Linked DNA regions of Homo sapiens: region 1 is linked to region 2. Evidence: chromatin loops called from intact Hi-C (ENCODE). Cell type or tissue: A673. All regions are shown on one strand. Links, peaks and the distances in the headings refer to the core of each region. The heading gives the core; the rest is flanking DNA.

Region 1 (16,277 bases), core at 5,606-13,605, 850 kb before region 2:
TACTTAACCAAGAAAGTGAAAGCCTTCTACAAGGAAAACTACAAAACACTGTTAAAAGAAATCATAGATGACACAAATAAATGGAACACATTCCATGCTCATGGATTGGGTAGAATATTGTGAAATTAACCATACTGCCAAAAGCAATCTACAAATTCCATGCAATTCCCATCAAAATACCAACATCTTTCTTCATAGAACTGGAAAAAACAATCCTAAAATTCATATGGAACCAAAAAAAGCCCACACAGCCAAGGCAAGACTAAGCAAAAAGAATATATCTAGAGGTGTAATATTACTTGACTTCAAACTATATTAAAAGGCCATAGTCACTAAAACAGCATGGTACTTGTATAAAAATAGGCATGTAGACCAACGGAACAGAATAGAGAACACAGAAATACGGCCAAATACTTACAGTCAACTGATCTTTGACAAAGAAAACAAAACGTAAAGCAGAAAAAGGACACCCTATTCAACAAATGGTGCTGGGATAACTGGCAAGCCACACGTAGAAGAATGAAACTGGATCCTCATCTCTCACCTTATACAAAAATCAACCAAAGATGGATCAAAGACTTAAATCTAAGACCTAAAACCATACAAATTCCAGAAGGTAACATCAGGAAAACCCTTCTAGACATTGGCTTAGGCAAAGACTTCATGACCAAGAACCCAAAAGCAAATGCTACAAAAACAAAGATAAATAGATGGGATTTTATTAAACTAAAAAGCTTCTGTACAGAAAAAGAAATAATCAGCAGGATAAACAGACAACCCACAGAGTGGGAGAAAATTTTCACGATTTGTAAATCTGACAAAGGACTAATATTCAGAACCTACAAAGAACTCAAACAAATCAGCAAGAAAAAAACAATCCCATCAAAAAGTGGGATAAGGACATGAATAGACAGTTCTCAAAAGAAGATCTACAATGGCCAAGAAACATATGAACAAATGCTCAACATCACTAATTATCAGGAAAATGCAAATCAAAAACCACAGTGCAATACCACCTTACTCTTGCAAGAATGTCCATAATAAAAAATAATAGATGTTGGTGTGGATGTGGTAAAAAGGGAACACTTTTACACTGTTGGTGGGAATGTAAACTAGTACACTATGTAAAACAGTGTGGAGATTTCATAAAGAACTAAAAGGCGATCTACCATTCAATCCAGCAATCCCACTCCTGGGTATCTATCCAGGGGAAAATAAATTATATGAAAAAGATACTTACACATGCATGTTTATAGCAGCACAATTCGCAACTGCAAAAATATGGAACCAACCCTAATGCCCATCAATTAATAAGTGGATAAAGCAAATGTGGAATATATATATCCCATATTATATATATAAATAATATTATATATACGTATACATACCATGGAATACCACTCAGCCATAAAAAGGAATGAAATGTGACATTTGCAGCAACTTGGATGGAATTGGAGACCATTATTCTAAATGAAGTAATGCAGGAATAAAAAACCAAACATCATATGTTCTCACTCATAAGTGGAAGCTAAGCTATAAGAATGCAAAGGCATAACAATGATACAATGAACTCTGAGGACTTGCGGGAAAGGGTGGGAGTAGGGGTGAGAGATAAAAGACTACACATTGGGTACAGTGTACACTGCTCAGGTGCTGGGTACACCAAAATCTCAGAAATCACCACTAAAGACCTTAATTCATGGACCCAAATATGATCTGTTCCCCAAAAACCTATTGAAATAAAATGAAATTAGCAAGAGAAATGTGTAGTCATCAATAAAAGAAACCCCCTCAAGATAACAGTGGACTTTTCAATGAAAACATTACAGGCTAGAATATAATTGGATGGCATTTTCAAGTTGCTGAAAGAAAAACCTCTGCCAGTCAAGGCTTTTGTATCCTGGCAAAATAAGCTTCAAAAATGAAGGAGAAATAAAGTCCTTCCCAGAAAAGCAAATGCTGAGAAAATGTGTCACCACTAGACTGGTCCTACAGGAATAACACAAAGGGTTATTAAACATAAAAATGAAAGCTCCAAATTCACCATCACGAAAGCACAGGGAAATATGAAACTCATCATTCATATTAAACAATTCCACAAAGGAGGAAAACAAAGGAATGAAAGGGCAACATGATTGAATTTCATCAAACCACATGACAAGAAAAAAAGAAAGAAATGGAGAATTTATCAAACAACTTGAAAATCATCAATAATATGACAGGGAAAAAGCCTCCCATATCATTGTTAACTTTGAGTGTAAACGGATTAAATGCTCCACTTAAAAGATACAGATTGGGGAAATGAATTAAAAATTTTTAAAAAACCGTGATCCAACTACATCATGCCTACAAGAAACTCTCCTTACCCATAACACATATAGACTAACGGTAAAGGTGTGAAAGAAGATTTTCCACACAAATGAAAACCAAAAGTGAACAGGAGTCGTTATATTCATATCAAATAAAACAGATTTTAATCAAAACAATAAAAAAGACAAGGTAATTATATGACAAAAGTTTTATTTCACAAGAGGATATAACAATCCAAAATATGCATGCACCCAACTTCAGAACACCCACATTCCCAAAACAAATATTACTATACTAAGAAAGAGATAATATAAAAATACCACAATAGTGGGGGACTTTAACATCCCACTCACAGCACTAGACAGATCATTAAGACAGAAAATTTAAACTAGACTTTAAACAAAATGGACTTAACAGACATTTACAGAACATTCTACCCAACAAGTACAGAATATACATTCTCTTCATCAGCACACAGTACATTCTCCAAGATAGACTACATATTAGGCCACAAAACAAGACAACACATTAATAACAATTAAAATTATATCATGTATATTCTCAGACCACAGTGGAATAAAGCTAGAAATCAATACCAAGAGGAACTCAGGAAACCATACATATACATGAAATTAAATAGCATGTTCCTGTACAATTACTGGGTCAATGAGGAAATTAAGACAGAAATTAAATTTTTTTTTAAATTAATGAAAATTAAAAACTAGATCAATGAAGAAATTAAAATAAAAATTAAAAAATTGTTGAAACAAATGAAAATGAAAATACAACATACCAAAATCTGTGGGATATACAAAATGCAGTGCTAAAAGGAAAGTTTATAGCATTGAATGCCTACATCAAAAAATTAGAAAAATCACAAGTTATCAACCTAACATCACATATCAAAGAACTAGAAAAACAAGGGCAGACCAAACTTAAAGTTGGCAGAAGAAAAGAAATAAAGATCAGATCTGAGCTAAATGAAATATAGACCAAAAATACAAATGATCAATGAAATGAAGTTGACTTTTTGAAAAGATAAATAAAATTGATTAATCACTAGCTAGACTAACCAAAAAAAGAAAAAAGTAGAACACAATCATATATGAAAAAGGGGGCATTACAACCGAATAGTCACCACAGAAATACAAAAGATCAGAGGCTATCAGGAACTACCATACACTCACAAACTAGAAAACCTAGAGGAAATGGATAAATTCCTGGAAATACACCACCGCCTGAGAACAAACCAGCAAAAAATAGAATTCTTAAACACACCAATAATGAGTGACGAAACTGAATCAGTAATTTAAAAAATCAACTTAAAAACAAGCTCAGGACCAGATGCATTCACAGCCAATTTCTACCAAATATACAAAGAAGAACTAATACCAATCCTGCTGAAACTATTCTAAAAATTTAGAAGGGAATTCTCCCTAATTCATTATACAAGCCGGCATCACCCTGTTACCAAAACCAGACAAAACTACAAAAAAGAAAACTATTAACTAATATCCTGGAAGAACATGGATTCAAAATCCTCAACAGAGTATCAGCAAATCAAATACAATAGCATATCAAAATTATCATATACCATGATCAGGTAGGGTTTACCCCAGGAATCTAAGAATGATTCAACCTATGCAAATTACCAAATATGATACATCACATAAACAGAATAAAGGACAAAAAACCATATAGTCATCTCAACAGATGCATAAAAAGCATTCAATAAAATTCAGTATCCCTTCATAAGAATCCTCAACAAACTAGGCATAGAAGGAACATACCTCAACATAATAAAGGCCATATATGAAAACCCCACAGTGAACATCCTACTTAATGGGGAGAAGTTGAAAACATTCTAAGAACCGGAATAAAACAAGGATGCCCCATTTTACCACTTTTATTCAACATTATACTGGGAGTCCTAGCCAGAACAATTAAGCAAGAGAAAAAAAAGTATCTAAATTGGAAAAGAGGAAGTGAAATTACCTTGTTCACTGATGATATGATCTTACGTCTAGAAAATGCTAAATATTCCATCAAAAATGCCCTTAGATTTGATAAATGAATTTAGTATACTTTCAGGATACAAAAGTAATATATAGAAAACGGTAGAATTACTATACACCAATAACAATCTAGCCAAGGACAAAATCAAGAAGGCAATTTCATTTACAATACCAACAAAACAAAACAAAAATCTAGGAATATATTTAACCAAGGAGGTGAAAGACCTTCATAAGAAGAACTGCAAAACACTGATGAAAGGAATGATAGATGACACAAACAAGTGGGCAAATATCCCATGTTCATGGATTGAAAGAATCAATATCATTAAATTGACTATACTTCCCAAAGCTAGCTACAGGTTCAATGCAATCCCTATGAAATTACCATTATCATTTTTCACAGAATTATAAAAACAATCCTAAAATTCATATGAAAAGAGACCATGTAGCCAAAGCTATCCTAAGCAAAAAGAACAAAACTGAAGGCATCACACTACCTGACTTCAAACTATATTACCAGGCTATAGTAACCAAAACAGCATGACCCTGGTATAAAAATAGATGAATGGGACAGAATAGAGAACCCAGAAATGAAGCCACATACATACAATCAACTGAGTTTAAAGTTTACTAAAATATACACTGAGGGAATGACATTCTCTTTAATAAATGTTGCTGGGATGATTGGATAGCCATATGCAGAAGAATAAAGCTGAACTCATACCTCACACCATCTACAAAAAGTTTACTCAAAATGGATTAAAGACATAGTGTAAGTAAGACCTGAAATTATAAAAATTTTAGAAGAAAACCTAGGATTTTCCAACCTCCTCTGGGCATTGGCCTTGGCAAATAATTTATAATCAAATCCTCAAAAGCAAACACAAAAACAAAAATAGATCAATGGGGCTTAATTATACTAAAAAGCTTCTGCACAGCTAAAGTAACAGAGTAAACAAATAACCTAAAGAATAGGGAGCAAACTATGTATCTGACAAAGAGCTAACATCCAGAATCTATAAGGAACTCAGACAACTCAACAAGAATAAAACAACCCCATTATAAAGTGGGCAAGTGAAATGAACACACATTTTTCGAAAGATGACATACAAGCAGCCTTCGAACTTATTAAAAAAATGCTCAGCATCCTTAATCAGAGAAATACAAGTTAAAACCACAATAAGATACAATCTTACTCTAGTCAGAATGGCTATTATTAGAAAGTCTAAAAACAACAAATGTTGCCAAGGATGTGGAGGAAAAAAGGTAACACTTATATGCTACTAGTGGGAATGTAAATTAATACATTTCTGGAAAGCAGTGTGGAAATTTCCTGAAGAACCAAAAATAGAACTACCATTGGATCCAGCAATCCCACTACTGTGTATATACCCGGAAGGAAATCTTTATATCAAAAGGATAACTATACTTATATGTTTACTGCAGCACTATTCAAAATAGCAAAGATATGGAAGCGTCCATCAACAGATGATTGGATAAAGAAAAACTAGTATATATACCATGAAATACTACTCAGTCATAAACAGAATGAAATCATGTATTTTGCAGCAACATGGTTAGAACTGGGGCTATTAGTCTCAATGAGGTAACTCAGAAACAAAGTCAAATACTGCATTTTCTTACTCATAAGTGAGAGCTAAACAATGTTTCTCTTTTTGTCTCTGTATGTCCAATGTATACAATGTCTACATACAGAGTATAATAATAGACATTGAAGACTACAAAAGGTGGGAGGGTGGGAAGAGGATGAGGGTTGAAAAATTACCTGTTGGATTCAGTGGATTCAGTGTTCACTATTCAGGTGATTGGTACACTAAAAGCTCAGATTTCTCCATGACGCAGTACATACATGCAAGAAATCTGCACTTCTACTCCCTAAATACATAAAAGTTAAGAATTCTTTAAAATAATTTTAAATCAACTTGTCAATTTCTATGAAATGTCCTACTGACACTGAGTATGCATTAACTCTATAGATCATTTTGGTGAGAACTGAAATATTTAACATATTGAGTCTTTTAAACAATGAACATGGGATATATCTCCCTTGCCTAAGTCTCTTAAAAATTCCTTCAATAATATCATTTTATGTATGGAGGTTTGGTATAACTTTTCTTTGATGTATTCCTAGGAATTTGATATTTTTGATTCTATTATAAATTGTATCAATTATAAAATTTTTAAGTAGGTTGTCAGAAAAACAATTATAATTGCTTTGCATATTTGTGCTACATGAAGTAACCATGCAAAATTCAATAATTCTAATGTTTTATATAATTTTTTTAAATTTTCAATTTTTTACATACCATCATATCATTTGCAAATAACGAAAATGTTTTTCTTCCTTTTTAAATCACTCTTTTTTTTTGCCATATTACACTGGCAAAGAACTCCAGTATAATGTTGAATAGATATAATTTTAATAAATATCCTTACCTTGTTCCCAACATCACAATGGGAGCTTTTAATATTTTATCATGAAGTATTAAATTTCCTGCATGTTTCTATAGATATTCTTTATCTCACTAAGGAGGTCAAATCATAATTCTACTTTGCTAAGAACTGTGTTTTTAACCATGGATGGGTGTTGAATTTTATCAAATACTGCTTACCTGCTTGGGTGAGGTTATATGGTTTTTCTCCTTTTGTTGTTAACGTGGCTCATTACATTAAATAATTTGTTTAGTATGTTAAATTAACCATATATTCTTAAACTTCTATTGGTTTTGAGTTCCTTTCAATATATTCTTGGGTTCTATTTATTAATATTTTGCCAGCCCTCCAATTTTTATTTTTTGTACTCTCCATAATAGGCTGTGGTATCAATATAATGCTACTCTCACAAAACACATTGAAAAAATCTTCAATATTCTACTCTCTAGATTGGAAAATTAAACACACATCCCTCTATTCAGATGTTTTGCTTCTCATGGCCATATTAGTAAGTTGTGTTTTTCAAGCACATTGTTAATTATATTTAAGTTTATTAATGTAAAGGTTATAACAGCTTTTTACTACCTTTTTAATAGCTGAAGGAACCAAACTGATGTTCCATTTATTATTCCTGATATTAGCCATTTGTGCCTTTTTATCACTATTACTAGAGGTCTGACTCTTTTATTACTATTCTCAGATAAAAATAATTTTTTGACTGTTGATTCTTTTTACAGTATTTATTTCTATTTCATTAATCTTTGCTTTTTTTTCACTTTTGTTCTTTGATTTTGTGCTTAATATGTTATTCTAATGTTAGCTTTTTCAAATGGATAGTTAGGTTACTGATATTCAGTCTTTTTGAATATTGACATTTAAAGCATTAAAATTTTCTCAAGTCAGGATTTCTTAACCTAGTCACTATTGACATTTGGGGACAGGCAAGTCTTTGTGGTAAGGAATTATGTATACTGCAGTACGTTTAGCGGCATCCTTGGCTTCTATTCACTAGATGGCAGTTGTACCCCCTCCCTCCATTGTGACAACCAAAACCATCTACAGACATTACCGCATGTTCCCTTGCAGGCAAAAGTCACCCAGATGAGAACCACTGTTCTAATCAGATTTGGTTCTGTCCCACAAGTATGATGTATTTTCATTATCAATCAGTTCAAATTACTTTCTAATTTCCAATATGATATCTTATTTGGCATGTGTGTTATTAAATATATAACACTAATTTTCAAACATTGAATTTTAAAATTTTTGTAATGATATTCTAATTTCATTCCACTCAAATCAGAAAATACATTGCATTTGAATTCAGCCCTTTGAGCTTTACTTAGACGGTGTATTACTCTGCTCTCAAACTGCTATAAAGAACCGCCTAAGACTGGGTAATTTATAAAGAAAAGAGGTTTAATTGACTCAGTTCCAGGAAGGCTTAACAGGAAGCTGACAAGGAAGCCTCAGGAAACTTACAATTATGGTGGGAGGTGAAGAGGAAGCAAACACCTTCACAAGGTGGCAGGAGAGAGAGAGAATGCCAGCAAGGGGGCAAGTGCCACACACTTTTAGACCATCAGATCTCGTGAGAACCCACTTTCACAAAAACAGCATGGTTAAAACCCACCCCCATGACCTAATCACCGCCCACCAGGTCACTCCCCCAACATTGGGAATTACAATTCAACATGAGATTTGGGTGGGAACACAAAGCAAAAACATATCAGATGGCTCTATATTTTGTTAAGTTCTCCATGTGCACTTTTTAAAAAATGTATATTTTGGCAATTATTTAATCAAACGTTCTATATATGTCAATTAGAATTTGTTAATTGTGTTCAAATTTTCTATAGATAGCCTTACTGATTTCCAAAAAGCTCATTCTGTTGGCTTCTAATATTAGTGTTACATTTCCAACTATAATTATGAATCTGTCTCTTTCGATTGTTTAAGGATGTTAAGTTCATATTAATATAGAATTGTTATGTTTTCCTCTTGCTTGTCTCATTTATTTTAATGTAGTGATGTTCTTAATCCTGGTATTCTCTTAAACTCTATTTAACCTGATATTAGAAAAGCTATATCATCTTTCTGTTATTTATGGTTTTTATATATTATGTCTGTATATTTAAGTATGTCTCCTGAAAGCAACATGTTTTTTATTCCTATCTGAAAATATCTAACTGATGTGTTCAGTCCATTTATATTTAATGTAATTTCTGATATATATAAATTTAAACCTACATTTCAATATTTACTTTCTATTTGCCCTTTTACTAATTTTTTCTTTTCATCTCCTTTCCTGATTTCTTTTAAAATAATCAACACTTTTCCAATTTTCCCCTTTATTAGGCGTTTAATGTTACATTATTTTATTTTTATTTAGTAGTTGTTCTAGAGATGTCAACACATATCTTGGAATTATCGCAATCTCTTTTATATTTTAAGTATTTCTAGAACAGATAAGGAATTAACCAAATTTCAATGTGTGCTCCCTTTTGTGTTATTATTGTCATTTATTTTAATGCCAAATATGCTTAAAGCTCAAAAGATTATTTTAAAACCAAAACAACCTATTTATCATTTAACATTTTCAAGGCTTTTTATTGCCTTATTACCAAGCTGCTATATAAAAATCCATGCATATCACTACTAAAAAATAGTACTAAAACTGTTGTCATAGTAGTCATTATCTGATATATGTCAACTCAAATACAATCGATGACCCTCACTTTCTATAATAAAGTCCAAATGCTCTAGCCTGACATTCGTTGTCTTTCTACTAAACTAATTTCCAACCTTATCAACTTTCTTAGCAAAAATCTTTGAGTTCACTGAAATTATCTTGATCACCCAAATATATGTAACTGATACATTGACCAAGAAGGACTCATGAGATGTAATTTTCAAATCTTTATTTCTGTTTCCCATTAATAATTGAAACTTTATTTCATGATGGTCACCTTGGATGAAAACCTAGGTACGTCCTATGGTCATTTTTTTTTTTACATGTACACAGTATAAATTCAGGAGTGTGAATATGAGAATAGTATATTAATCTACAATCAATCTTCATGGAAAGCTGAGAATTCTTTGCCATCTCCCAGACAGGAACTTCTGGTAGCTATTGCATGCTGTAGGAGAAGGGTTGGCGGGAGGCAGTGCAACTGGCTTTCTCATGTCTTTCTGTACACACTTCCCTCACTCCTAGCTGCTATTTTGGACACCTTCTGGACAGAGATTGGGAGTGGCATAAAGGATATTTAAAGTTGACCTCTTCCTTCAAGGGCCACTTTCACGGGTTCTGTGAAGACCCCAATGACTAATGATCTCACCTGCAGGCTTCCTGACCATTTTACTCTACAGTGATCCTCAGCCCCACAGAACTCCCTCTCCATCTTCAGGATCCCCTCTAGGTGGCCCTATTGGACAAGTTCTAAGATGGCCTATAATGCACTATCTCTGGTCCTCAGGAAGCACTCATTTATTCTATGCCTGTACAAAATCTAAAAGTGCAGCCCATTCACAACACAGTAAGCACACTCCCCACACCACCACCAAGTCGCTGGCTGGCCTTCTCTGCCTTAGATATTTTCCCAGCAGGAGTCAGATAGCAATGTAACTAACTACAGGAGGCCCAGAATGCTCAGAAATCCCACTAAAACCCTCTCTCGTCTTGACAGGAAGAGGATCTTACCTCCTACCTTACACCTTTAGTTCTCTCTAAAGAAATCCTCATCACCAACTTCCCTATGCTTCAACTGCCTTATGTATATAAGATGTGTAAGGTATGTAACAAGTTTCTGATAAGTCGTTTGTAACTTGCCTATGGTGTAGCACTTTCCTTGGAATCAGCTTTGATTGTATCTAGTGTTTAAGCGGAAACTTTCAACATTTGGTAATATACATTTAGCCCTTGTTCATTACCAAGCTTTTTGAAATACACTTTCAGAAAGAACATTTCAGTTTCTTTCAAAAGAAACTGTTTCCCAATCCATATTCTATCCATATTTACAAGTTGTAATTATAGTTTTCGTTTAAATGCAACACCAGGATTTAAAGAATCTTTGAAAAAATGCTAAACACTTGCAGTTTATCAATTTCTAATCACTAAAAAAATGTATTTCACTATTTTTCTAGAAACATCACAGCTTGGCGGCTATTTTGGTTCTTAAATGTAAAATGGTTGGACACAAACCTTGTTTGAACAAAATTTAGAATCTTCACAGTTCACCCAATCCAAATGCATATGATACTATATAACTAGAACAAGTTCTGACTATCGATTTAGAAATCCGTTTATCAGGTTTTCTTCCTCTGATGCTAATTAAAAAAAAAAACAGAACAAGCATCTTCACTGGGCTGCAATTGAAATTACCATGTACACATGTTTCTGTCTTTTTCAGCATGTTTTATATGATTTTTATGTAATTTAAAGAGAAAAAAACAGTCAGAATGAATTAGTCTCAATCCACTATGAATAGCTGTGTATCACTAACTATAGTATTTGACCTCCCTATACACACCTGTTCCCTAATTTGTAAAGTGGGAAACACCAAACCCACCTCGCAGAGTTAATAATGAAATGATTAACAGATGTAAAGTGCTTAAAAAGACCCCTAGCAACAGAAGGCGCTAAATAAAAGTTAGCGTTTCTTCTCTCAGTTCTCTTTTTATTCTCACTCCTGCCTTCAATTACCCCCAAAGTGATTTTATATACATGACTTTGAAATCACCTGAGGAAAAGCAGTTTGGGGGAAAAAAAGGCATTTCCTTTAAAAGTACCCTCATTTTTCCCTTCCATGATCATCTTGTTCCACACTGTGAAGTTTCTTCACTACCCTTTAGGCACTTTATATTTATTAGAAGCATTAGCTTCCCTTTAATTTGTCTAATCTCTAGAACTGAATTTTAATAGCAACTTCCTTAACATGACTAGGAACTTTTAACAGGAACTGAATTTTCCTGTGAAAAAGAAACTTGGTCTTATATTTACTTCTTTTGTTCCCTAATATTCCACAAAGTCCCTTTCCAAAATAGAAACTCACTGAAGATTTATTTATTGTCTCTTCTGGTGAAGATTAAAAACTTTCAAGATTGGTGGGGCAAGGTCTTAGTGGCCCTCAACATTAGTAATTAGGAGGTGCTTATTCTAGGAATTGTGAGAACTGTAAAAACATAGTGATGTAAATAGTGAGCAATTAGTATGGTTACCAATTTTAACCAACTGCAATAGGGGAGTGTTTTGGGAAGTCAAAAGGAACCCACATGGGCTCTGATAAGAGGATAGCTTTCAAAATCATACTTCATAAGGCTAGCCTGTATGAGATTAGCTCAAGGTAGAAAAACCTCGAATGGATATCATTTAAATTACTATCTTCATAATGAGTAAAAATACCACCTTAGTCCATTCTGTGCTGCTATAAAACAACACCCAAGACTGGGTAATTTACAAAAAAACAAGAATTTATATTCTCACAGTTCAGGAGTCCGAGATCAGGGCCCTGGTAGATTCGATTCCGTTGTCTTGTGAGGGCTGTTCTCTGCTTTAAAGATGGTGCCTTACTGCCGCATTCTCTAGAAGGAAGAACACCACATCCGCAGAAGGGAAAGCTAGCTGAACCCTGCATGATGCCACTTTAATAAGGGCCTTAATTTGGGGAGGAGCCCTCATGACCTAATCGCCTCTTAAGGGCCCTACCTCTTAATACTATCACATTGGCAACACCTGAATTTCACAGCGGCCACACTCAAACCGTAGCAAATATTCTTCTTGTTGTAGGTTGCTGTTGCAGGTTGCATTCACTGGAAAGTAGACTCTGTGACAGATACTAGAATGCAGGAGGATTATTAGTGGGTTGTATTAGTCCATTTTCACACTGCTGTAAAGATACTACCTGAAACTGAGTAATTTATAAACAAAAGAAGTTTAATTGACTCACAGTTCAGCATTGCTGGGGAGGCCTCAGGAAATCATGGCAAAAGGCAAAGAGGAAGCAGGGACCTTCACATGGTAGCAGGAGAGAGAGCACAGAGGAAACTGCCATTTTAAACCATCAGATCTTGTAAGAACTCCCTCACTATCACGAGAACAGCAGGGGTAAAACTGCCTCCGTGATCTAATCACCTCCCACCAGTTCCCTCCTTTGACAACTAGAGATTTACAATTTAAGATGAGATTTGGGTGGGACACAAAGCCAAACTATATCAGGAGTCCTTTGAAATCAAAATTTAGGGAAGAAGATTTGAGAAGAGACGGGTTAGCTGTAATTCAGTCTCAATGAAGACCTCAGCTAGGAACTCTGAAGCTAAAATGACCTTCAGACTTGTCCTGAGTTAGAATAAAGACATCAGCCTTATCCCTCATGTTGATCTGTCACTGGAAACAGGGTGTCCTGGGAAGGAGACACGGCCTTAGAAGAGGTTGCTCTCTTGACCCTAAGTAATTTCTAAGGGTTTTCAGCTGAGGGCTGTCTACCAGCAGCACTCTTAGCGTTAAAGGTAGGAAGCCCATTGTTCTTGTTCTTAAGGGAGGAACTGGGTCCACCACACCTAGGAATGCTGACTCTATTTTAAATAGCATGTTAATGCCTATTTGAATAATGACCAACTTATATGGAGCAACTAGCAAGTGCCAGAACATTGTTAGGTACTGAAGTTCAAAATGAAACAAGACAGGCCGGGCACAGTGGCTCATGCCTGTAATCCCAGCACTTTGGGAGGCCGAGGTGGGCGGATCACAAGGTCAGGAGATCGAGACCATCCTGGCTAACACAGTGAAACCCCGTCTCTATTAAAAATACAAAAAAAAAAAAAAAAAATTAGCCAGGCGTGGTCGTGTATGCCTGTAGTCCCAGCTGCTGGGGAGGCTAAGGCAGGAGAATGGCGTGAACCCGGGAGGCGGAGCTTGCAGTGAGCGGAGATTGCACGACTGCACTCCAGCCTGGGCGACAGAGCGAGACTCTGTCTCAAAAAAAAAAAAAAAAAAAAGAAAAAAGAAACAAGACAGTTCTGGCTCTTGAAAACCTAGTATATGAAATTTTTAAAATATTAAATATACACTATGGGAATATTGTAATATTGTAATATATTCATCTATATGTGAGTCCACATGCCCACTTTGTGGGCCTTGTATAGACCATCTTCTAAAAACAGTTGGACAAACTAGAGCCTATGGGCCAAATCTGGCCTGCCACATATATTTACAAGTCAAGTTTTATGGGAACAATCATTTCCACTCATATATGTATTGTCTATGGCTGCTTTTTCTCTACAAGGGCAGAGTTAGGTATTTCCAAGAGAAAGCACATGGAATGCAAAGTCAAAATATTTACTATCTGGTCTTTCACAGAAAATGTTTGCTGTTTGCTCTGAGATTTATAGTAATATGATATTATGACAGGTCTACAAAGTATACATGATAGTAATCTGGGATTTATAATTTTATTTTTTAAGAATATATTGTCCACACATTGGAGAATATGTTATCTTTGATTATTAATCACATCCTACTTCCTTATTGCATAATGCTTATACCATAAAGAAATTTTCTTTTAAATATCTTTCATGTGTCCCTTTGCATCATCATCATCATCATCATAATGCAAACTAAAAAAAGAACACATTTTGAACATAACTCTAGATAAATTTAGTCAATGGCTTGAAATATGAATTAATGGTTCGATTCCACCGTGGATGAAAATATTGTGTGGTATCCCACAGTGTTTTATATGTATTATATTATTTTCAGCATTTTTATCAGGAATTTGGACTAAAACCAAAAGCATGTTTATCCAGTACGTGTATAATACAAAGCTGTGTAGCAGTAGTTACTATATTGGATGATAGAGACAGTATTCAAAAAGATTGAAAAATATTGGAAAGATGGGCCAAAACTAACAAAGTGAAATGTAACAGGGCTAATTATGAAGTTCTATATTTGGGTTAAAAAATCAAGCCACAAATGTACAAATGCAGGATGGGAGAACACATGATGAAACAGCAGTAAAAGATGACGGAGTTTTAGGGTTATAGTTAACTGAAAGCTTAATTGTGAACCAACCCTTTGATGTGGATATGAAAATCACTCATATAATCTTAGCATGTGCTTCAATATAATTATGCATTCTGTTCAGACCAAGGTGGCTAATTGCATTGCATACTGCATTGGTCAGAAGCCATCTGGAATGATGCATTCAGTTTCAGAAGCTATGTTGTAATAGAGATCTTGACAAATGTAGTGGATGTTTGACAGTTTTTTTTCCTACCATAGATATCAGATACCTGCTTTCTCAGACCCTTGGAGCTAGATGCAGGCATAAAGCTAGGGTCTAATCAGCAGCACCTGCAGTATGAGCCAGAGATGCAAAGTAGCAGAGAATACTTGGAATTCATTCTAGTGAGGATAAAATCAGGGCTATAGATCCAATTTCTCGAAGCACTGGAGTTAAGTCAAGCACTGAATGTTGTCGGCAGTGAAAGTCATTGTGTTTGTGGAGAAGTGATGTCTTCTAGATCAGTTCTGAGTGTAATTTTATACACTGTTTCTGGCTATATATAAGGCATTATAAGGGATGGTAATCCAGACGACCTCCAGGGGCTTTCTCAACTCTAAATTTCTCGATTTGCTGTTTTTAAATGGCTTACTCTTTACAGCCTGAGAAATGTATGGGAGTATACACAGAAAGGTTATAATGCCAAGAACAAAGAAAAAATTAATGAAAGTGGATTAGGGAAGGGAAGTGGCTACAGCCTGCCTCTGTTAAATGGCTGATATCAAGTCCTTATTCTATAAGAGAAAATAAATTCAGGTTCTTAAATAGCTTGCTAATAAAATATTTCATAGGAAAGACCATGTATTATAAGCAATAGAGAGACAGGATGATTCGGCATTAAAAAAACCAAGTATATAACGTAGAAGCAGTGGCGTTTATGCTATTTGTATCATAAAATGTAATATGCCTGATGAAATTCCCTATAGAATATAAGTGGAAAATGTGCTTGTTTGAATTTTTTTCCATTTTATTTGCGCTTAATATTTATATTTTATTACTCTGTTCTATTACCCATAGTGCATTACCTGGTATTCTTTCCCTATGCAATCAATGGTTTCTGAATGGCAGAGTGCATTATGAAGAGAACATGGGCTTTGGAGTCAGGCTAGGACTGAGTTCAAGTCCCAGGCCTTCGTAACTAAGTCTATGATTGTGACTTTTGGAAATTTACTCTAGCATCCTGGGCCTGTATTTTCTGATCTGTAAAATAACAAAGAATGTATCTCACAATGTTGTCCTGAAGTATACGTAAGTTGCAGCATAGAAATGTGCACTGGTAATATTAGATCTCACACCCAGCTTTATATTTTTTTGTTACTGTCTTCATTTTCTTTGCTTGCCCAAAGAAGATGAGAATCCAATAAACTTTGGATAAAATAATTTTTTTTTGAAAATTTGTGTTCCCATTCAGCTATCTCATCCCCAAAACCCATGCCAT
Region 2 (16,277 bases), core at 3,817-11,816:
AAGAGGGAGAGAGAGAGGAAGAGATATTCTAAACTATTAAAAATAATTATTGTGTTTTTTATTATAATGACTTGAATAGGTCATCAAGGTACTAGAACATAACTGCTGACTGCTATACCAAAAGGCAATTTATAAAGCTACATATCTAATCTCTGCCTTCGTTCCAGTTTACTCAGTGTGGAAAATGATACTGGCCTTCCAAAACCTTCACTTATGTTTGGACTCTTTCCATCTTTGAGTCTTATTCTAGTGTTGCTGACCATTAAAATAAATATTTCAGTGGGGCTGGAAAAGTCTCTTATCAGCCCAAGCCAAGCTTTACATGGCTTGTGCACTTTAAGAGGTTAATCTAGCCAGCTAACTCACTTTGTTCAGAAGTATTAAATGGAAAGACTGTAATATTCAAAGAAAGGCAAAGTTCATTGGGTAAAACCTCAATAATATAATGGAGGGTAAAACTTCTAGAAATTTTATCACAATATTTTATGAAACATATGCACACACTCACTGGAACAGAATCCAATCAAATGGTTTTGAAGGTCAGTTCAAAATCACCACATATGTAGAATCTCTGTGAGAAACATGTACCATTTCCAAAGTGCCAGGAAATATGTACTATTTCCAAAACTTCCTTTCCCTACTTCATAGTTTATTATCAGTTCAGCAGTGTACTATATAAAAACAATAAAGTCATCTACTACAGCAATGATACTATTTTCAGCCAAAGTATAAGTTTAGTAAAATATTCCAAATTTTCCTATCAACCTATCCTTGTGTTATAGAACAAAATTAATTACAATGTATAATTCTAGAAGGAAGTACTACTTTAAGTGTGGGCAATGCATATAAAAATTAAAAACAATTGTTATTTTCCACTTCAAAATAAGTTATGTAAAGCCTTTGATGTTGTTGTGAAAGGAGGAGAAGTCACTCCATTCTTACATTTTAAAGAAAAGTGAATTGGAATGGGCATGATTAGAGCCAACTTTTAATATAATTCCATGTTTCTAAAATGCCCAAATTCTAGGAGCAACTATCATTCTCCTAAGGGGAAGGAAGTAAAGGTCCACTTTGCGTGACAAAGGTCAGATTTCTGCAGGCAAATGAGGTTTCTGTAGTTAACTGTTCCCGGGTTATCACTGTCTGGGGAAGGTCCTAAAAGGTCAAGAGAGGTTTCAAATTGTGCTCACTGCTTAAGGGACATCCTAGGGCTATCTCAATCAATGTAAGATCATTAGGACTTTTCTAACTCTGATTCCAGTTTTACTCTCGTAAATCTTGCTTGCTAATACATATTGCTGATGTAGATTTAAAAGAAACTAAAATAGTATCATACATAGATCAAACGATAGGATACACTCATTTAACAACTTCTTTTAACTCTAAGATTGAGTTCAATGAAATCCAAGCAGACAAGAGAGGTTTAGAATCTGGCTCTAATAACAAAGCGTCACTCTACAGTAGCTGGGCTGGTGTTTACACTCTATGATCAATGACACTCTTCCAGATTTCATTTAGTATGATGTAGCTTTACACAAGCTATCTTAAACAGTTTCCCCAATCATCACATATGTTTTATTATGGTAAAATTTTATTGTTCGCTTTGTTTGTAAATACTTTTGAGTCACTGAAATACAATAAACATTGAAGTAAAAATTATTTGACAACATTTCAGTGTTATTCTTTTAGTGCAAATATATGTCTAAATTTTCTCATAATGGAATTGGAAATACACCAAATGGATTATATTTATAAAAGCTGAGTGTTCCACCTATTTTGTAATTAATGAAGGGCATCTCTAAGTATTTTAGATAGAGTATAGAAAGCATCTGTATTTAATTACATCTTATTTTTCTTAAACAGACAATTGGAATTGAATTAAGGAATATTTTAAAACCTCTATAGAGATACTAAAGTATTAATGGCTGTTCAAGAACTTTATTGCTACGATGCTTGAAAATGTTTGGTTTTACAGATCAACAGCCAGACACTTCATAAATATCAGATTTTCAACATAAAAGGAAGAAACATGAAATACTGATCAAATACAGAAAAAATACCTCTAGAAAAGACCAGGGATTTTTCACTATTATTATATAGCACATAATAAGGCACAGAAAATGTCTTGCATATTTGTACAAATCTAAATAGGGTTTGTAACATATATATCCTGAGAAGGATTTCTTTTTAAATTGTGTTGTGGATTGAAAAAAATCTATGAGAATAAATTAACAGCTTGTTATTTATTCTTCACAGAGGAAAAACCTTAAGCTGTTCGCATGGCAACAGTGGGACACAAAGTATGGGTTTTTAGTACTTCTCCTTAAGTATTAAAAATATCAGATTTTCTCACTGGGTGCTTAATGTTCCCAAATGCCACTTCTTTTCAAAGTCAGTTATCAGTTCTGCAGTCAGTTTTCAATCTCCCAGTGGTAAGGATATATTCAAAGGCTCTGTGCTCAGCAGGATAGAAGTCTTTCTCTGTGAATGTAACTATATCACTCATCAGTAACCTCCTGCCATAAGGGGAATCCATATTTTTCTTTCCTTTTAGTAACTCCTTAGATTCTTGAATGCCATTCACTGCCCTAAGACCTGGGGTAGTATCTGCATAATCTCAGTAAATAGCTCCTACTCATGCTACTCACAAATAAATGTCAAGCCTGCAGATCAAAGTCCCCACATTCTAAAACTCCTGTCCTTTATGGATCACTTTTCATAAACTATACTCATGTTTTAGAAATAACATAGAGGCTCACATTTTGCTTTCTTTCATCCTAGAAAAGTTTATTTATAAGACACTCTGATTTGCAGATAATAGGGTGGAATTCTGATGCAATACATAAAACTCAATTATCCTTGCCTTTGCATAGCCTTCTATTAAGGTATTTTATAATACTTATCATCTTTTAGTAGAAATGCAAAAATATTTGGGCTATTTAAATTAAAAAGCCACAGGTTGTTTTGCAATAGTTAAACATCCTTTCCTAGTGCCTTCAATATATGCTAGATGGCGAATAATAAATTCTTATTCATAACTGATTTTATTTTAAAATCTTCATTATGCCACAGGTAAATTATATGACAAAAAATAGCTTCGGCATGTGTTTTTACAATCTATATTCATTTTAATTTCTCAAAATTGCTTGGGAAAATGAATATAATTATTTGAAATCATTTTCACTCTGCAGATTTCATATATAAAACAAATAAATCTATACTTCTTCAAGTAGATCTGAGTCAAATACAATAGACCAAGCTATCTTACATGAATATCTTTTCAGATCAGTTGTGGAGATAAACATTTTTAAATTTACTACTGTCTCTAAAGAACTATATTTGGCAAACAACGTTGAGATTTAGAATAGAATGTACACAAATGCTATTTATATGTATATCTAGTTAAACATTTATTATAGCAGTAAAAGCATATAAGACATTAAATATATACATATCAGAATGCTCAGAAAGGAGATGAAGATGGAACAGCAAATACAATCCTTAGAGCCACAGAACTGTTTACTAAATTCTAAATAAAAGCTTAATTGCGCTATTTCCCCTAACTTCATGAGATTATCAGATATAATTTCACTCTGAGTTCTATTATAATCCATGAGATATTAGGCTAGTCACTTACTCAGAAGGTAGCTTTGGCCTTACCTGCTTTCACCACAAAAACAATTAAAATTTAAGGTTTGTAAAATATTTATTGGAAAAATTAAACTTTATTATTCTCGTTTTTGTGGTAAATGGTTGAGGTACAGCAGAAAAACAGGACAATGAAAGATATTACAGAGGCCCTATCTAATGGAGAAGAGTTAGATTTTCCGAGATACGAAATTTTTATTTTTATTTATTCCTAGTAAGAAAATAATTTGGCTAAAGTTCAAATATGATAAACTTTTAAACTGAAAAAGAGATATTTTGATTATGTCATGAATCAACTGATGCAGAAATAAGTAGGGTATGTGTGTGCATTGTTTGCTTATGCTGGGGGCAGGGGTGGGGAGGTATATTATCTACGACTCAAATCCTTTGACTTTCTTCTAGAGGTGTGGCAAAATGAAACTTACAGGTGTGTTACAGAAGAGCAAACAGAGTTCCTGTTAAACCAACTTACCAGTTTTTCGAAGGGGGAAATCATCCTTTGCATCTTGTGCTCCTGGTAATGTGTACTTGTAGGATGGAGATGTTCCACTAAGGGGTGGAGAGCTTTGATCCAATGATGTGTGGTGGGCAGCCCTAGAAAAGACAAGGAAGTTTCACTATTTACTTGGTAGTTTTTACTGCATATTGGTCAGCAATAATCAGCTGCACACGCTGTACACGTGCCTCAGCTATGTTTATGCTCTTTCTCCTTAGTGTATACAAACCATAGCCTCACATAACCAAGTTCACTGTAGCAGTATGCTATGGAATGATGCAGGGATCCTAAGGATGTCCAGCATGTGTTTGGTCATACAGTCACATAGAAAGTTTGCTTCACTAAAATAATTTACCAAGAGTCTGAGCTTTTGACAATTTGAGATTACTGCCTATGTTCTCTTAAGAGCCACCCTAGGGGAAAAGTCATCATCTCAATCCTTTCTAGTCAACAGTATAAAACAATCAAGGTAATAGTAAACATACGCAAGGACTTCATTTTAAAAAATTGCTAGATAGTACATGTGAGTACATGAGAGTAGCCTTTTTTACTGAAAAGACAGGATTGTGCCAACGGACTCCCATCTCCTGACTTCTGGGGCAGTTTCAGTAGTAAAGAATGGGGATCACATTCTTTAATATGAAACCAATTTTTTTAAATGTTTTCTTTTTCCTGGGTGAATACAATCTAAGAGATGCAACTGTGCTGCTGGAGAATAGTTTATAGGACTGAATATTGACTATCTAGTAGATATAAATATCTATAATTACATATGTAATGAAAACAATGAACAGGACATAGTATCACCATCACAATGATTGTTCTACCAGTATTATTTATTTAAATCATATATTCTTAAGACTTTATTGGTTTAAGGATATTTCTTCTAGCTATAACTGGCAAAAATGGCATTAAATTCAGATTCTATAAATTAATCGTTTGTGGTTATCTGCAGTTGGACTCTACTGAAGTTCAATTTCATAAAAACAAGGTAAATACTGCTAAGTAACATGTGAGAGCTATGCTTAATATTACCTAAGAGAACAGCTAATGAACTTTAACCGACAAATTCTTTGCATGTAGCTGTTTCTCATTTAATGCTATTATCTTTTCTTAGAACAGACTTTAATTTTGAATTATGAATTAGCTATAAATTATGTGTGTAGTTTTAGGTAACAAAATCGTGTTTCTTTTTAAATCATTCGTGATATTGATTGAATATTTGAAATTGTTTTTCAGAGATTTGTTTTTCATGTCAACTGATATACATGACAGAAATTATGAAAATCATTAAAAAGTATTTATAAAACATTATGGTATCTGTCTGTTACCTGTTTTGGGATGCAGAGAAGGGCGGATACCTATAAAATAGCCTTATAAGTACATTAACTCTTTAAATAGAACTCCCAGGCTGCTTACAATATTAATATAACAGAGTAATCAAGTACTATTCCTATCTTTAATGGTGTGAGGGATTGAAAAATATATAAGTGTAAAAATATATGGTCATTTGGCAAACACTTCTAAGAAAGAAATGAAACTATTATCTATTAGTTTATTATCCATATATGATTTGCCTATCAGTTCTTTGCCCTGAGTTTTAAAATCACCACATCCTCTATATTTTATTGAAATATTTGTGTATTGGACTTACAGAAATACAGTTCTATAAAAACCACAATACCACAGTGTATTATGTTGTCAGGTTGTGTGTCAGGAGCCAAGCTATTATTTTGCTGTCTGGGAAGAAATGAAGTGAGGTGGGCAGGGGTAAACTATTCACTGAAGACTTAGAGTTATTTATTTAGCAACCTCTCAACTTCCCTTCCCTACCCTCCCTTATCTTCCTTTCTTCCTTCCTTTTTTCTTCATTTGAGACAAAATTCTACTAGATTTTTGAAAATAGCTCTGACCTCCATCTTACACCAAGTCAAGTGTAATAAAATCACAATCTGCTAAACCTTTTGAAATTACTATATAGATACCAAATGCACCAGTTGAGAATGGAAAAATGCAAAATACAAATTTCTTTGCCCACCTCACATTTGTCAGTTATTCATTCATCAAAGAACATATATACTTCCTTGCCCTCAAGTTGATAAATGCTACCATTTATTTAGCACTTCTCTCTGTTATGTACCTTACCATGTTATTTTATAGGACCGTGCCAGCAACCCTAGAGGGCATGCACTATTATTTTCCTCTTTTTATGGAGAAGGAAACTGATCCTTAGAGAACTGAAGGAACTTGCCCACAGCCAGACAGCTGAGAAATGGCAGGCTAAGGATGTGTACCCAGGTCGGCTAAATACAGAACCTGTGTTCTTTACCCCAGGAATGAAAACAGCCAAACACTGAACATACGTGTACCAGAGCTTGGGATGGCGGCTCACGGAATGATTTTTTCCATTAGTTGGAGTGTCTTTCGTTGCTGATTTACTCAGTAGGAACTCTTGAAGCTTCTGCTTTACTTCTGTACTTGCCACTGCCCCTGAAATACACACACACACACACACACACACACACACACATACACACACAGAAACAGATGTTGATGGTGAGTTTTGTCCTCTCATGCCTCTAGAATATTTGACAAAGATTAAGAAGTAAAATCGCTGGTCACAGCACATAAAGTTTTCCTATTAAAAGAAGAAACCACAGTCCAAATATGCTTTAGAAAATAGTACAGTAATGCTTTATAAATACTACTTAAATTGCAAATTTTCAAAAGACTTTCAGCTATTTCTTTAATTACTTTTGCAAAGAGGGAATTCCCAAAATCAACTTTTTTAAGTTTAAAAAATACTGCAGAGGAACAAAACACTGTATTTTAATAATCAAGTTATCTTGAGGGATTAGATCCATATTAAATCCCTTAAACACATTAAAATAATCTTTTCTGAGTTGCTAGTTTGAAAACCTTAGTTTTTAAAAAAACCCTTTGAGCATTAAACAAATAAATATTGCTGACAATTCCAGTTCAAGTCATCAAATTTTAAACTTTGCTACGACCTGATTTTGAACTGACCTAATACAGGGGAATTATTTGGATCTGTCTCCCTCTTGTGGATAGTTCTTTTGCATGTGTTATGTCTTAAATCTTCTCAAAGTTTGAGTATGCCAAAACTAAATGGAGGCAAGGCTTTACTTAGAGAGCAATTATTACTTGGCCAGGAGTAAGGAAGGCATAGTCAGGAGATGTGGATACAAGCTGATTATTAAACAAGATGGCATATATTAGACTGCTTTAGAATTACATTATTTTTAAGGTTCAAAACAACAGAAATCAGCACCTTTGCCAGATAATGTTACGTTTGCTTCTTGAGACGCTCTGCAGACTCAATGATGTGAGCTGGTATGTAAATGTCAAAACTTTACAGTTGGGTCTGTAATCTATGCTTTTAATTAAACACAGATAATTTTGACGAGTCTAACCGCACTCTTTATCAGGCTTTGTTCTGAATAATGATCAGCTAACGATGAGGAAAGAGAGTCCATCGTTTACCCTGGTGCCTCTTACTTTCTCGTCCTCTATCTTTGCCTCTGAGAGGAGGAAGCTGCTGTTCTCTGCGATGCCTCTCTACTTCCTGTTCTTGCCTCTGCTGCTCCAGTTTCTGCTCCTTTTCTAGGAGTTCTTGTTGCTGTTTTATGGCTAGAAGTTCCTGTTGCAACTTGCGAGAAGAGAAAGACATGAGAGTGTGCAATTTCTTTAGGCTTCATAGTCATCACTGACCAAAACTGAAATGTTATGAGCTTTTGGAACTTGTTTGTATTTAGTTCATATTTGTACCCACTTTTTCTGTAAATCATTGAAATCTAAGGACAAGCAACTAATGCAGTGAAGGTCTTAACGTCATCAACAGGCAAGTTTTAGGTAGCTCCATTATCTGTGCATCCCTATCAAAACTAACTGTTAAATTCACTCAGGTCTTCCCATTTCCTTTAATTAAATCTTTAGTTCCCTTAATGACTTTTCTTTGAACATACAAACAGGAAAAGGTAGGGACTGCCCAGAAGCCTATTTTACAAAGTCCCTCACATTATAAATGAACAACTGAAATCTTCCATTCTTAGCCTAAAAAATGGTGTAAAAATAATCAACGCAAATACAGAATGGTGAGATATTAAATTAATTTGGGGGAAGTTTACCTGAAGTAAACAAATGCTAAAAATTTCAAAATCTTACAGAGCAAGTTCTCAATAGACTAATGCAATGTATATATTCATAATATGTAGAATATATTATATACATATAGTCTCTCAAAATATCAAAATAGCAGAAGCTTTATTCTTTCATTCAGCACATAAAAGCTTTTAGATTAAAGACACTGGTCAAGAAGAAACCACTTCCACAAAACTTCATTTTAATGCACTATTGTTTAGCTTTCTGAATCCCTTGAATTCACTCTCAAACAATGAATGACATGAATATGATGCATTCTTGCACTCTTTTTTATTTTTATTTTTATTCTTGAGACAGGGTCTCACTCTGTTGCCCAGGCTGGATTGCAGTGGCACCATTATAGCTCACTGCAGCCTCAATCTCCTGGGCTCAAGCGATACTCCCACCTTAGCCTCTTAAGTTGCTAGGATTACAGGCATATACAACCACTCCTGGCTAATTTTTTAAAATTATCATTTTTAGTGGAGACAAAGTCTTGCCATGTTCCCCAGGCTAGTCTCAAACTCCTGGCCTCAAGTGATGCTCCAACCTTGGCCTCTCTAACTGCCGGGATTACGGGTGTGAGCCACCTTGCCCAGCCTGAAGCATTCTTTTTTAATAGCCATCTTGAGATGTCTATTTCCACTCAGACTGAGAAATATATATCTATGAACTATAGTAAATGTGCACACTGAGGAGTAACTAAAGACCTTGAGTTCTCCTTAGGTTCTGACATTAGTAGATATGAAATCCGGACAAGTTACTAAACTACTCGGAGCCATACTTCCTCATATGTAAGAGAGAGAATATCTCTCTTCAGCCGCATATTCATAACGTACATAAAATTTAGTTTTTAAGTTTGAACCCTACTGATTTTAATTATTATTATTATAGGTTGGGCATCCCTAATCTGAAAATCCAAAATCCTAAATGCTCCAGCATCTGAAATAGTTTGAGCACTGACATGATGCCACAAGTGGAGAATTCCATACCTGACCTCATGTGATGAGTTCCAGTCAAAATGCAGGCACACAGCACAAAGTTTAGTCAGCTTCACCATGGGAAAAAAGACCCTTCCAGCCCCCTTTCAGCTGCAATATATTTTTTTCACACACGCCCAGATTCCCCCACATAAGCACACCCACAAAAGATAACAAAATGGTGTGTGTGTGGGCAAGACATGCCAATGGCATGTTCCTCACATTCAGACTCAGCAACAACAGTGATGCCAAACAACCAGAGATTGTCCACATGGGTGGCTGAGACAATGACACCTTTCCTTTCTGATGGTTCAATGTACCCAAACTTTGTTTGAAGCACAAAACTATTGGAAATATTGTATAAAATTACCTTCAGGCTATGTGTATAAGGTGTATATGAAATATAAATGAATTTTATATTTTTGACTTGAGTCCCATCTCCAAGACTCTCATTATGTACAGATATGTAAATATTCCAAAATCCAGAAAAAAAAATCCAAAATCTGATATATTTCTGGTCCCGGGCATTTCAGATAAGGGATACCCAACATGTGTTTGTAACTTTCAATACTAATGAAATTAGTAAATTTTGTTTTTTACATTAGGTGCCTAAAACTCTTGATTTTACACCAAAAAGTAATAGAACAAAAATAAAAAGCTATTATATGGAATGGCATCAGAGTCACTCTGGAGCAACAGGAAGCTAACTCTGTATATCAACCATAATAGCCTTATTACTCCCAGAAGGACATAGTTAGAAGCATTTCTGGTTACTCTTCATATTAAAATCTTTGGTGTTTTGGCTTCAATACACTCCCTTAATGGGTGTTATTATTCCATTGTAATGAAATAATATTCCATGGTAGCAGAAGGAATGCTTAAATTCTGCCTTACTGTTAAATTCTATATAGATACTTGGGTTGGTCAAATTAATTTGGTGCTTCACCCAAAGCCCCAATGTATTTGAACTTTAATCTTTCATAGGAATCTAGAAAAGCACACAATTTAATTACCACTACTATTCATTATCAAAGATTGCATGAATGAGGTTTAAAACAATAGAAAGAAATAAAACTTTAGCCCTCTATTGCTAGATGTTCTGGCCCATGAGAGAGGCAGGGCAACTTAAGAGCTTTGGAGGCAGACAGGGCAAGACTGTAAATCTTGGAGCAACAATTTATTGGCTATGTAGCCTTGGAAAGGTATCATTATTTTTCTCTACCTCAGTTCACTAGGTGGAAAAATGGAATAACAGCATCTAACTCAACAAATGTTGATTATTACAGAAGCTAACGATTCAAAAAGCTAATATAAATAAAGCATCATGTAATGCATCTTTCTCATAAAAATAAAATCTTAATGAAAAGCATCAACTTTTAGCTTTATCCATAAAAAATACAAGACAAAACAAAATAAAAATTCTAAAAATCAAAAAACTTCCTAATCTGAAAAAGTAATATTAATTATGTCTTTGGTTTCTAAGAAAACAAATTATTATTTTGGAAAATCATTTTAAAAGCTAAATTTTCCTTTTAGCTATCTCATAATTCTTTTTTCTCACAGGAGCCACTTTTCCAATATTTTCCAGATGTCAATAAACCAACACTATTGTTTTGCTTGTGCCAAATGAACAATTAATTATCTACTTGCTACTATTACCTTTTGAGTAAAATTAAGCAATAAATTTCTTTCTAAACAATTTATATTAACTTTATAGCTATCAAAGGCAGCAATATAAATGAAAAGAAGTATCTAAAGCAGTAACTTATCAGTATTGCCCTGTATTTAGGGAAACATGTCTCACTTAAAGCAGCAAAATGAACTACACAGTCCCTTACATCTTAAAGTATGGTGAAAAATGTACATTTTACTCATTTCTCTTTGCCATCTTAACATGCTGGAAGGAAAGAAACAGATCTAGATATCAATGTTTCTATTATTGTTTCAAAGGTCAAATTTAAATAAAGCTTCAGTATTCATTCAAAAATAAGTCTAAAAACTAAAGAAAGGCTACCCATACTTCAAAATGTAGCCATGAGCTACTGATTCCATTTGGGACAAAAGAAAATACTCTCACTTTAAGGTATTTTGTACATCAATAATATACAAGAGTTCTTTTTGGAAAGTTCACTACTAAAAGAAATAAATATATTTTATATCACTTGTCAAAGAGCCTTTTTAGGAATATACGATAATAAAGTTCTTTTAGGATTAAGAAACATCTTGTAAACCAAGTAATATAGAGAAGAAGATAGCATTTTTACTTCCTTAGAAACTGTCATATTAATGTGGTAAAATTACATACTAGTAACATCAGTTATCTGTATCAACCCTCTATCAATGTGCTTGTACTTGATATGCAAGTAATAAAGTTCCTATAATACAAAACAATAAAGTATGAGATAACATAATTTATTACATTCACAAATTAGCAAGTGTTTGTCATCTTTGAAAGTTAGATATAAAAATAAAATTTTTGTTGTAAATCTTTGCTGCTTTTCTGTCACAATAAATTCAAATTAAATAGCCTTGTTTCAACTGTCTTTGTCAAGAAGTTGCAAGATGTTTTACAAATAAAGCTAAAGTAATATTTATCTCTGAAGATACAAAATTTAAAAAAACAGACACATCTAATATTATTAGATAATAAAATAAGTTATTATTAAAAATTCTGGAATATGGATATATTTGTGCTAAAATAATTTAAACAACTTTAGTCTCAAATTGTCAACTACTCCCAAATACTTTCAATAAATTCTTATCTACAGTCTATAAAAACATTTGCACCAGTTTCTCCATTTATAACTCCCTTAAGCTTTTTATTATACTATTATTTTGAATGTGTACATTATGAGATCTTTTCTATAAGGAAGAGTCGGACATACTCAGAACATCTACTTATACACCATGTTTGTTTTTTAAAAACAGCTCTCTTCATATAAGGTGACTAATTTATCCTTTCTCACAAATAGTACATGTAGACTCTTCAGAAATGAAATATGAAATGGGTCTTCTAGGCTCATGCTTCTTCTTGGTGGAGAGCAGATGGGGCAAATGAACAAAATCACGTAGGAGAGAATCTAAAATTAGGATAGGAAGTTACTATTCCCTGCTATTGATTCTATGTGCTAAAGGATAAAGAAGGTCCCTCTGAGAAGCAAAACAGGTTTTTAACAGGTACTTACCCAAAGTTTTCACTAGTAAAATCACAATTCCCTTCAAGCCATATATCCATGTCTTAATCACAGTGAATCTACCCGCAAAGTGTTCCCATGGGCACTGTTCATGCCCACCACGGTGCAGACTCCTGAGTAAGGTCACAGACAAAGAAGCATTTGCTACCTTGATATGCTCCTGAAGCTGAGCCTGGTGCTGCCGTGTCAAGTTCTCATGCTGTTTCTGAAACTCTGCTATCAGAAGCTGCTTCTGGATTTGTTGCTGCTGCTGGATAAGAAGTAATTCCTGCTGCAATTGCTTCTCACGGACAACAGGGTCCACCACGGGCATCATCATCCTGAGGTCTGTCCTTAGGTCTAAAGGTGAGATGGGCTCCAGGCCCACAGGAACTTCTGACTTCACATCCACTAAAGAACCAGAAAAAAAGGGAAATGGGGTGGGGGAGGGTAATAGAAGATTGGAAATTAGCACATTGATTTGGAAACAAATAAAAAGTATAAGACCCTGTACAACAAATTTTATGCCAATGACTCTAGCCATTTCTTTACAATGATGATATAAAGTCATTTGTACATTAGTTTTGATAAATGGGCCATAGGCTAATTTTCATTCAGCAATTTGCACTCTGCCATGAATCCTCCACAATTTCCTTTTACAAACAGGTGACTTCAATTGTTTACTGGTATCAGTCATTCATAAAACTTATTCTACTGAACCACTAACAAAAATCAAGTCAACGAGGACAAAAAAAAAAATGGAATTATGTTGAGGAAAAGATGCCCTAAGAGAGAACTTCCACCATGACTACATTTGTACACTTAAGAACATCTTCCTTTGTAATCAGCGTCAGAAGATATCTTCAACTTTACAAAGTAAAGGTTGTAATATAACGTATTTGCAGCACTATTGGATGTACCAAAGACAGAATAGACAACTGCATGCTAAAATGTGGAAAATGGTAATTAACCACAGCAATGGTGCCAGATCCAAACAACAAGGAGTGAAAGTAGCCAAGTTTCTAAGTCCTGATGTTGAATTGGTAATAATCTGTATCTCAGCTACCTCATTCCTAAAATAAACAAGGTGGAAAAAGTATGAGGAAACTTAAAACAAGTATTTAATCAAACCACTGGAGTAAAAAAGATTTGATGATCTGAGAATAACTACAGATGATAATATTTAAATTTATACAAATTAAATTAGATAATAGATATAAAATTCTTAGCAAAAACTCTTAGTAGATAAGAATGCTGCTTTCAGGGCCCGGCGCGGTGGCTCACGCCTGTAATCACAGCACTTTGGGAGGCCAAGGCAGGCAGATCACGAGGTCAGGAGATCGAGACCATCCTGGCCAACACGGTGAAACCCCTTCTCTACTAAAAATACAAAAAATTAGCCGGGTGTGGTGGCGGGTGCCTGTAGTCCCAGCTGAGGCAGGAGAATGGCGTGAACCTGGGAGGCGGAGCTTGCAGTGAGCCGAGATCTCGCTACTGCACTCCAGCCTGGGTGACAGAGCGAGACTGTCTCAAAAAAAAAAAAAAAAAAAAGAATGCTGCTTTCTAAAGGAATAGTTTAAGCAGGAAAACTCACAGACAGGATATCCAGGTGTACCATTTATTTATTGTTGGTGTCCATTCTGACATTTTGAATGACCAGCATCCATGCCAAACTGGTTGTTAAATATTTTGAGTATGACCCTTACCCACAAGAATCGGGAAAATTCTGTAGTTCAGTGTAAAAGGTTAAGCTAAAGACAACAGGAATTTTGGAGGGGAAACTGTGGCAAACTGGATTGCATGGCTTTTCAAAAGAGGCCAGTCACTACTCAGATAAAACCAACTATTTGTGGGAGTTGTGGGAGAAAAAGAAAATACAGATCCAGTGTAGACAGAAATAACTGTTAACTGAAAATTAAACTGAAAGATTTTTTAGGCTGCTGGAGGGCTCACTTTTTCGTCCAGGCTGTAGTGCAGTGGTGCAATCATAGCTCACTGCAGTCTAGAACTTCCTGGCTCAAGGGATCCTTCTGCCTCAGCCTCCCAAGTATCTGGGACTTTAGGTGCATATCACCATGACCAGCTAAATTTTTCTTTCTTTTTTTTTTTTTTATAGCTGGGGTCAGGGCAGTGGGAGCTGGGGTATTATCTTGCTATGTCGCGAAGGCTGGTCTTGAATTCCTGACCTCAAGTGATCCTCCTGCCTGAGCTCCCAAGTTCTGAGATTATAGGCATGAGTCACAGCACCAGGCTCTTCAAAAGCTTTAAATACTCCAGGAACCAAACAAAATGCTTCAGTCTTTACATGTACCAGTTTTCAAATTCTGTTCTATAATCTAAATGCTTATTTGACTCTTTCATGTGTGTAACATTGAAGATGTTATTAATTTCCCTAGGCCTCTGTTCCCTCATCCGTAACTTGGAGATAGTAACAGTAAGTACTAATAGCATGTAGCACAGCCCTTAACAGATGTTTGTTTTTGCTTTTTTATTATATGAAATGGAAATTTCTTATATATTAAAATAAACCATCAATAGTAAGTAGCTAACAAAACAAACATATTAGAAACAAATATAAAAATAAAATGGCACACAATTTCTACTAAACATTAGAAAATAAAAATACTAAAACATCTAGATCAAAACAAATAAAAGAATGCAACAACTGAAAATCACCTTCACTAGTAAAGAATTGCAAATTATGAATCAAAATAGAGCATCATTGATTATTATCATATATATGACCCACGTGTATACATATATGTGTACAATGCCCCATTGTATAGGCTAAGCGTATGACCAAAGAGACGATTATTTATGGCAAGTGGAGCTGTCAATTGGTACAAAACTTATGCAAAACCAATTTGGTAATACGTATCAAGAAGTGTTACATATTTCTACCATTTGATTCAGGTTTGCCAACTCTAGGATTATATCTCCAGGAGACAATACTGAATAGGGAAAAAAACAGTTCAATGTCGTATTATTTACTAGAGTTCTAGTATTGTTATTGAAATCACCAACTACAAGGAAATGTCTCAGCAAAATATGTCGCATCCATTTGGTAGAAAAGCTACGCATTCATTAAAAATAATGTTTGTGGGAACATTAAAAAAGTTGTCACATTAAGTGAAAAAAGTGATATTTACACTATGATAACCATTTAAAAAATATATATATATATAAGCAATGTAGTCAAAATAGATTTATCAAGCCTCTTAAAGTCCCAGGCTTCATTCTAGATGTTGGGGTTTGGTATTTTAAAGAAAGACAAAAATTCCAGCCCTTATCGAGCACATATTCTACCACGGTTTTTAAATCATATTAGTTTTTAAATTCTAATAGCAATGACTGGTGATGTAGAGAACAGAAGATGGCTGTATTTTAGACGGAAATATGAATGATTCTCCCTTTACTTTTCTGTATTTTTCCAAATTGCATCTAATGCTCTATTACTATAAGTAACTAACTTAAATTTGCAGATTCCAGTTTGGGAACTACAAAGTTAATTTTCCATGTGAATTTAAGAGTTATTTTCAGTGAGTAAAAAAAGGCTAACAGAAATCCTGTCTACAGATGTTAAGGCTTCATATACTTAAATGTCCTTGCTGGTCATCTGAGTTGAATGTCCATGTGCATGTGCCTGTGCCTGTGCATGCAGACTGATATCAATCTTGGGTTGCTTACATTGGTTATTTTGCCATGGATTGACCAGAAGTTTGCATTGATGGTACTTTATGTGTCACTTTAATGAAAATGGGAAAATAATTTATAAATGAACTATAGTTTGGTGGACATTGACTTCTCAAAGATGATATT

What was found. Hi-C counts contacts between places; a loop is a spot of excess contacts. Peaks named below come from ENCODE experiments on the same cell type or tissue, not always from the same donor. Only the 100,000 strongest peaks of a DNase experiment are listed, where the experiment ranks them.
Region 1: it touches region 2 in a loop (8-fold over the local background); 9 of 110 quality-filtered maps call a loop at or near these places.

The regions. Positions count from the first base shown.
Region 1 is chr7:19,436,294-19,452,570 of GRCh38, reverse strand. No RefSeq gene overlaps it. Among named protein-coding and RNA genes, the nearest start is that of MIR3146, 260 kb to the left of the region's middle. In A673, for the core only: a CTCF peak has its summit at 10,192 (motif pointing right); a DNase peak (open chromatin) is centred at 10,220.
Region 2 is chr7:18,581,873-18,598,149 of GRCh38, reverse strand. It overlaps HDAC9 (histone deacetylase 9), which reads right to left. Exons shown (of 26, transcript NM_178425.4): 3 at 12,628-12,869; 4 at 7,664-7,814; 5 at 6,508-6,634; 6 at 4,121-4,242. Among named protein-coding and RNA genes, the nearest start is that of HDAC9, 94 kb to the right of the region's middle. In A673, for the core only: a CTCF peak has its summit at 7,204 (motif pointing left); a DNase peak (open chromatin) is centred at 7,209; H3K27ac peaks cover 858 bases.